2 separate regions of the Homo sapiens genome follow, and region 1 is linked to region 2. A link is an interaction called in ENCODE POLR2A ChIA-PET data of the cell type or tissue named here. Cell type or tissue: K562. All regions are shown on one strand. Each heading gives the region's core, and the rest is flanking DNA. Links, peaks and the distances in the headings are about the cores only. Region 1 overlaps STXBP5-AS1 (STXBP5 antisense RNA 1). Region 2 overlaps RAB32 (RAB32, member RAS oncogene family).

Evidence for each region. ChIA-PET counts read pairs that join two places held together with the same protein. Peaks named below come from ENCODE experiments on the same cell type or tissue, not always from the same donor. Only the 100,000 strongest peaks of a DNase experiment are listed, where the experiment ranks them.
Region 1: POLR2A ChIA-PET joins it to region 2 with 7 read pairs; 1 of 35 experiments calls an interaction of 5 or more read pairs at or near these places.

The regions. Positions count from the first base shown.
Region 1 is chr6:146,895,075-146,897,993 of GRCh38, forward strand. The region is part of intron 7 of STXBP5-AS1 (STXBP5 antisense RNA 1); the gene reads right to left. Among named protein-coding and RNA genes, the nearest start is that of LUADT1, 260 kb to the right of the region's middle. In K562, for the core only: no CTCF peak of the experiment used is centred there; DNase peaks (open chromatin) are centred at 1,297 and 1,637; H3K4me3 peaks cover 1,340 bases.
Region 2 is chr6:146,547,549-146,550,467 of GRCh38, forward strand. RAB32 (RAB32, member RAS oncogene family) reads left to right here. Exons shown (of 3, transcript NM_006834.5): 2 at 1,916-2,193. Among named protein-coding and RNA genes, the nearest start is that of RAB32, 5.2 kb to the left of the region's middle. In K562, for the core only: no CTCF peak of the experiment used is centred there; a DNase peak (open chromatin) is centred at 1,473.

The DNA.
Region 1 (2,919 bases), core at 325-2,824, 350 kb after region 2:
GTACCTTGGAAGACGAAAAGTGTGCTGAGCTAAGTTACTGGAGCTGAGGAATTGGGCCACCTCCACACGGGGGAAACAATGTCCTCAGAGTGAGAGAACCATCAGCTAAAGCAAGAATGTGGAAGGAATGTTCAGTGAGGCAGCTGAGAGCATAGGAGACTTATAGATACAGGATAAGAAAGGGTATAGAAGAAAACTGTTCTGAGTGAGGGAGTGAAAAGTTGGGCAACAGGAGAAAAAGCAAAGAAGTGTTTGCAAAGAAAGGATGGAAGAGGACAGAGAAAGAGGAGCGGTTGTTTTGGACTGTCACCAGAGTGGGAGGGACAGGAGGCATTGGTTTCTTGGGGAAGTGAATGAAATTGAATGGAGAATGAATGCTGTCCGGGAGCAATGGATAAAGCTCCTATGAAAGGGGCCGGGTATGGTGGCTCACACCTGTGATCCCAGCACTTTGGGAGGCAGAGGCAGGTGGATCACCTGAAGTCGGGAGTTCGAGACCAGCCTGACCAACATGGAGAAACTCTGTTTCTGCTAAAAATACACAATTAGTTGGGCATGGTGGCACATGCCTATGATCCCAGCTACTTGGAAGGCTGAGGCAGGAGAAAGAATTGCTTGAACCCGGGAGGCAGAGGTTGCTGTGAGCCGAGATCGTGCCATTGCATTCCAGCCTGGGCAACACTAGTGAAACTCTGTCTCAAAAAAATAAAAAATAAAAAAAGGCTCCTATGAAAGGAATTATTTATGACCTGTATTGATGGTACTGTGTAGGGAATTGGGGAGGTGGTGTTAGATTTATCTGAGGAGAAGAGACATAAAGGGGAGAAAAGAAAGTTGGATTGGGGCAAGATACGTACCTTATATATGGTCAGACCTCAAATAACCTTTAGCCCAAAGGCGTGTTGAGTTCCATTGTAAGAGAAAGTTTAGCTCCCCTCTTCCCTCCTGAGGTTCACTCAGCTCAGAACATTTCCTCACGTGAGTATTATAAGCAACTTGCATGCGAAAGAAAATACATCAAAGAGCCATGCAAGAAGCAAAGAAAAGTAGGAAGCTCAGAAGGTGTCCATAATGCTGTAAATATTTTAAAGGTCAGCTGCCAGGGTATTCGTGTTTTGAATCTAGGGGAAAAACACAGTGTGTTGTCACAGTGCCCCATGAAAGTGCAAAGCAGCACGTCTTCCTAGATTCTGTTTTAGCGTGCCTTCAAAAAGGTAGTAGTTCTTGCATCTGCTGCGGTTCCTGTCGCCTCTCTGCTTAAAACAATATCTTGCAAACAGCAGAGTTTCTGAGAAAAGATAAGAGGATTTGGGATTCTCCAAATGCAGCCTGTACAGACTCGGGTCTTATCTGTTCAGATTCTCCTTGGCTTCATTAACTATTACATGCTAACCTTTCCTATTTAACAAGAGGAGACTCTAATTTCCACAGCTTGATGAGAAAGATGTGGAGGTCTATCAAGGCCATGCCTTTCACATTTCTGTCTTCTTCAAGGTACCAAAAAAAAAAAAAAAGCTCATTAAACATTTCTAAGCACTGTTCTGACTATATTTGCCCTTCTCTTAACCTGAAGCTGGTTGGCTGAATTTGATGTTCTTCGTATCTGCAGTGCCTGTGTCTGCAGTGCTTATGTGAAATGTTGGAAATAGCCCTTGTAGCAGCTCTGGCCACACAGGGCTGGTAAAGTCTTCCAAGGGACAGTTTGTCTTTGGGGGTGTCAGGGAGTTCCTGAGCTGTGGCTCAGTCAATTGTCCTTCACTTATTTTAGTCATGCATATTTTCCTTTGAATAGTGAATTGTTAAGACAGTCCTAGCCTGGTCATGGAACAGTGTAATTCTTGAGACCAAATGGGGCAAAATCATCTTAGAGTTAGATCTTTTGAGTGGAAGTATTTCTTTACTTTCCAATATTCTGGTTATAATTTTAATTCTTGCAAATTAAGTCTTAAAACCTAGGGCTCACCTAAACAAGAGAGCATGTTAATAATTTGTTGCCTCTTCAAACTAATGTTTTAAAAGTATTTTCCCAGTGTGCATTAAGGAGAGAGGTTATGTGCTGTAGGGTGTGGCAGAAAAGAAGAGCTGCTCTTGGCTGTGCTGAACTGTTCTGAGCAATTTAGTCGGGATCTCAAATGTGCCTAACACTCTGCAAAATATGCCTGCCCTTTCCTGACCAACCATCCTCAGAATCAGGTAGGACATTCCTCACAGTCACCTGAGCCCGAGTCTGGAAAGTCTCTTCTCTTGTTTGTAGGGTCTTATCAAACTAATTCTTCCAACCACTTTTCCCTAGAGGAATTCTGGTAAATATGATTTCTTATACTTGTTATATTCCCATTGATGTCTTTGTAATCAGTGACGTTTAGTTCCCCTCACAGATTGATGCCAAAGGCTGTCTAACCTTTGATTCAGCTCTGTCAATCACTAAGGTCCCAAAATATATATAAATGGCCAATTTTGATACCGTGTCAGGGATTAAAAACACAAGGCAATATTTTTACATGTAACACAGGTACAGCCAAGATTGGAAACAAAACTAATAGAGATCCTGATAAATTCAGAATGTTCTTATTCATTTAATTTGTTAATGCTTAATTCTAACTTGAGGGATTCTGATAAATTTACCACTTAACTGAGAGGAATGTTTTTGAAATCAAGTATTTTGATCTAAGGAAAACACTGGGTAAATTTTCTGTCAAATTGTGAGCTGAGATGGCTAAGACTAAGTATATGCAAGAAGATAATGCTTGGGTATTTTTTTTAACTTTTTATTTTGGAAAATTTCAAGCCCATACAAAAATAGACAGGACAGTAGAAAGGACCCCTATGGACCTGTCATTTAATTTCAACCATTCTCTTCACATGACTTGTTTTGTTTCAGCAGCGCTGTCACCTCCCTCCACTCCTATGAAGATTCAG
Region 2 (2,919 bases), core at 322-2,821:
CATTGTTTTGATTCCCATCCAAAATAGAATGTGGATCCTGATTGCCTTGCTGCATCTTATACTTTGTCGATTAGTATACCTAGTAATATCCCTTTGTCTTTTTTTTCACAACTCTCCTATCATCTTTCATGAGCACGAGTAAAAGGAAATACTTGAAATTTACAGATGATTCACAAAAAAAAAAAAAAAAAAGCAACAGTCACTAAAGTTTAACAACTCTTTGTTAACTTCTAGGTTTCTAACTGTTCTTTTACTCATTTGTCACCCCACTCTCTTTTCTAAATTAAAGATATAGTCCAAAGGAATAGTTTATTACCATGTAATTATCTTGAAATCTTACTTTTTCAATTTCCTAATTTAAGACTGTCATATCTTGTTGCTTAGTCTTTTCATATTCAATAATTAAAATATATAAAAATGGAAGTGGTTGGTAATGTGTGCACTGCATTTGAAATTGGAGTCTGAATCATTTCAATGCATATAGTCTTTCTGCAGAATAGCGATTTTGAACAGTTGGCATATCATGTAAGTTTTTATAAATGTCAGCATTATGAGCCAATGAACTATATAATGGTCAGATTTACATCACAATAAAATATGAGCATAATAGTAGGGTTTCATATGTGACCATTTGTTACAGTAAAATTTAGACCTTTGGACTATTACAGTACAGCTTCAGTTAAACCATATGAGGAGTCATCACAAAACAAACCTTAAATTTATGCATTCACGTTTGACCATTGTTTTATTCTTCTTCCATTATTCCCTAAAACAATATATAAAATTATATTGCATTGTAGAGTTTGGAGAAGGAAGAATTTTATATTTTGGGGTATCTTTGCATCTGTGCAGAGAAAATGTGTCAATAAAATGTAGATAAAGCCTGTTGCTCATGTGTTTCAAGAAGAAAGTGTCTTTATCATAGAACAGAGTGATACATCTTAGATGTGCATTGATTGCCAATCATTTTTCCTTCACACTGTAGTCAGTAACTAAGTCAAGGCAACTGCAAGATAGTTCAGAAAGGCTAGCATCCCACTTCTATAGGTGTGTGGGAGTCAGAAGACCTGGATTCTAGTCCTGTCTTCTTTAGTCAGTGCCACTATAATCCTGGCCAAGCATCCATTTTCCTGTTGTTACATCTGTCAGATGAAAAGAAGGGTCTTTCCTATGCCAAAGATTAGTACAATAGCAGATAGTAAGAGAACGCTTTGCAAAGTCCTATATAATGTACAAAGCAGATTTTTCCCAAAGTGTTTGACATAAATTATTTTAAAAGTACAATGACATTTGAAGAACCCTGGAATTGATTCTTCTTGTAACAACACAACCAGTTGTGCCTTTTGTTCTGAAACAGATTTTCATGTATCTACTACTTACAGGGGTGAAATCTTGCATATTGAGTCAGAAGTGGGTATGGGCTAGAGATATGAAGGAGAGATGAGTTGAGAACATGAACTACTTTATCTCATGTCCAGCCCTAATCTATTTGACTAGCATGTTACCCACTGCACTTATCTCCTTCCTGCAGGCTTCATTTCTTCTATTCTTGTCTCTTCTTCCTCTACTTCCAGCTTTATGTTTTCCTTTAGTGCCTCTCTTCTCTTAGACTAAGGGGAGACGAGTCGGAATAAATGACAGACTTTGTAGCTTTAAATATTGTCATATTGGTTTTTATGGAGAATATGTTGTACAGAACATAAAACTAATTCATTATGTACTTAAACCAAATTATCAGACACATCTGCTCTATGGGTCATGGTCTGTATGGATAGCCTTAATCACACCAGGTTATATTGCTGTGGAATGGAAGACATTTGTTCATAGTGTTGCTCTTGGGGTAAAAGGGGTTATACCTAAATGTAGACTCTGTCTGAATTACAAGTTTTTAATTTTTTCTTATATTTATGTCTAGGGCAGGAGCGATTTGGCAACATGACCCGAGTATACTACAAGGAAGCTGTTGGTGCTTTTGTAGTCTTTGATATATCAAGAAGTTCCACATTTGAGGCAGTCTTAAAATGGAAAAGTGATCTGGATAGTAAAGTTCATCTTCCAAATGGCAGCCCTATCCCTGCTGTCCTCTTGGCTAACAAATGTGACCAGAACAAGGACAGTAGCCAGAGTCCTTCCCAGGTGGACCAATTCTGCAAAGAACATGGCTTTGCCGGATGGTTTGAAACCTCTGCAAAGGTGAGATCTGCTTTGCTTATGCATCTTTTGCTTTCTAGCTCATAATTCTGAGCTGTAAATGTAAAGTATTTAGATATATTTATGTGAGTGGTGTTTGAAAGTCTGGAAAATGAGAAGTGTAGCATGGATGTGTTATAGCTTCTTTCAGTCCACAACAGGACTGCTTTCCAAATTGGCTAATGGCTAATAGAAGGGCAGATTTTCCATCAAAACAAAAAGAATTATTTAGGGCAAAAAGCAAATGACATTTTCTGTGAGTTTGAGTTTTTAACTGAGGTACTTCTCATGCAACTAGAGTGGTTGGGGGTATTGTCAAGCACGAGAATTTTTGGTTTTTACAAAAGGCTAAGTGAATAGGAAGATGCCTCTGGTGAAGATGTGTGTCACATGCAGGACCATGTGAAAAGATCAGAGAGGAGATTTATTCAGATGATGTTTGAAGAGTTTTAGGTTAACTGTGTACGAAAGATTTGAAACAGCCAGAAAGTATCAACATTTGTGGTATGCTTCATAAACAGTAGAGTGAGAATTTTTTCTTTTGTCTATTATGGAAAGCTGAATAAAATATTTTCTGAAGGAAAAAATAAAACACTCAGTTGACTTTCAAAAATCTTAACAGTCTAGTGACCAGGCACGGTGGCTCATGCCTGTAATCCTAGCAGTCTGGGAGGCCGAGGCAGATGGATCGGGCAGATCGCTTGAACTGGGAGTTCGAGACCAGCCTGG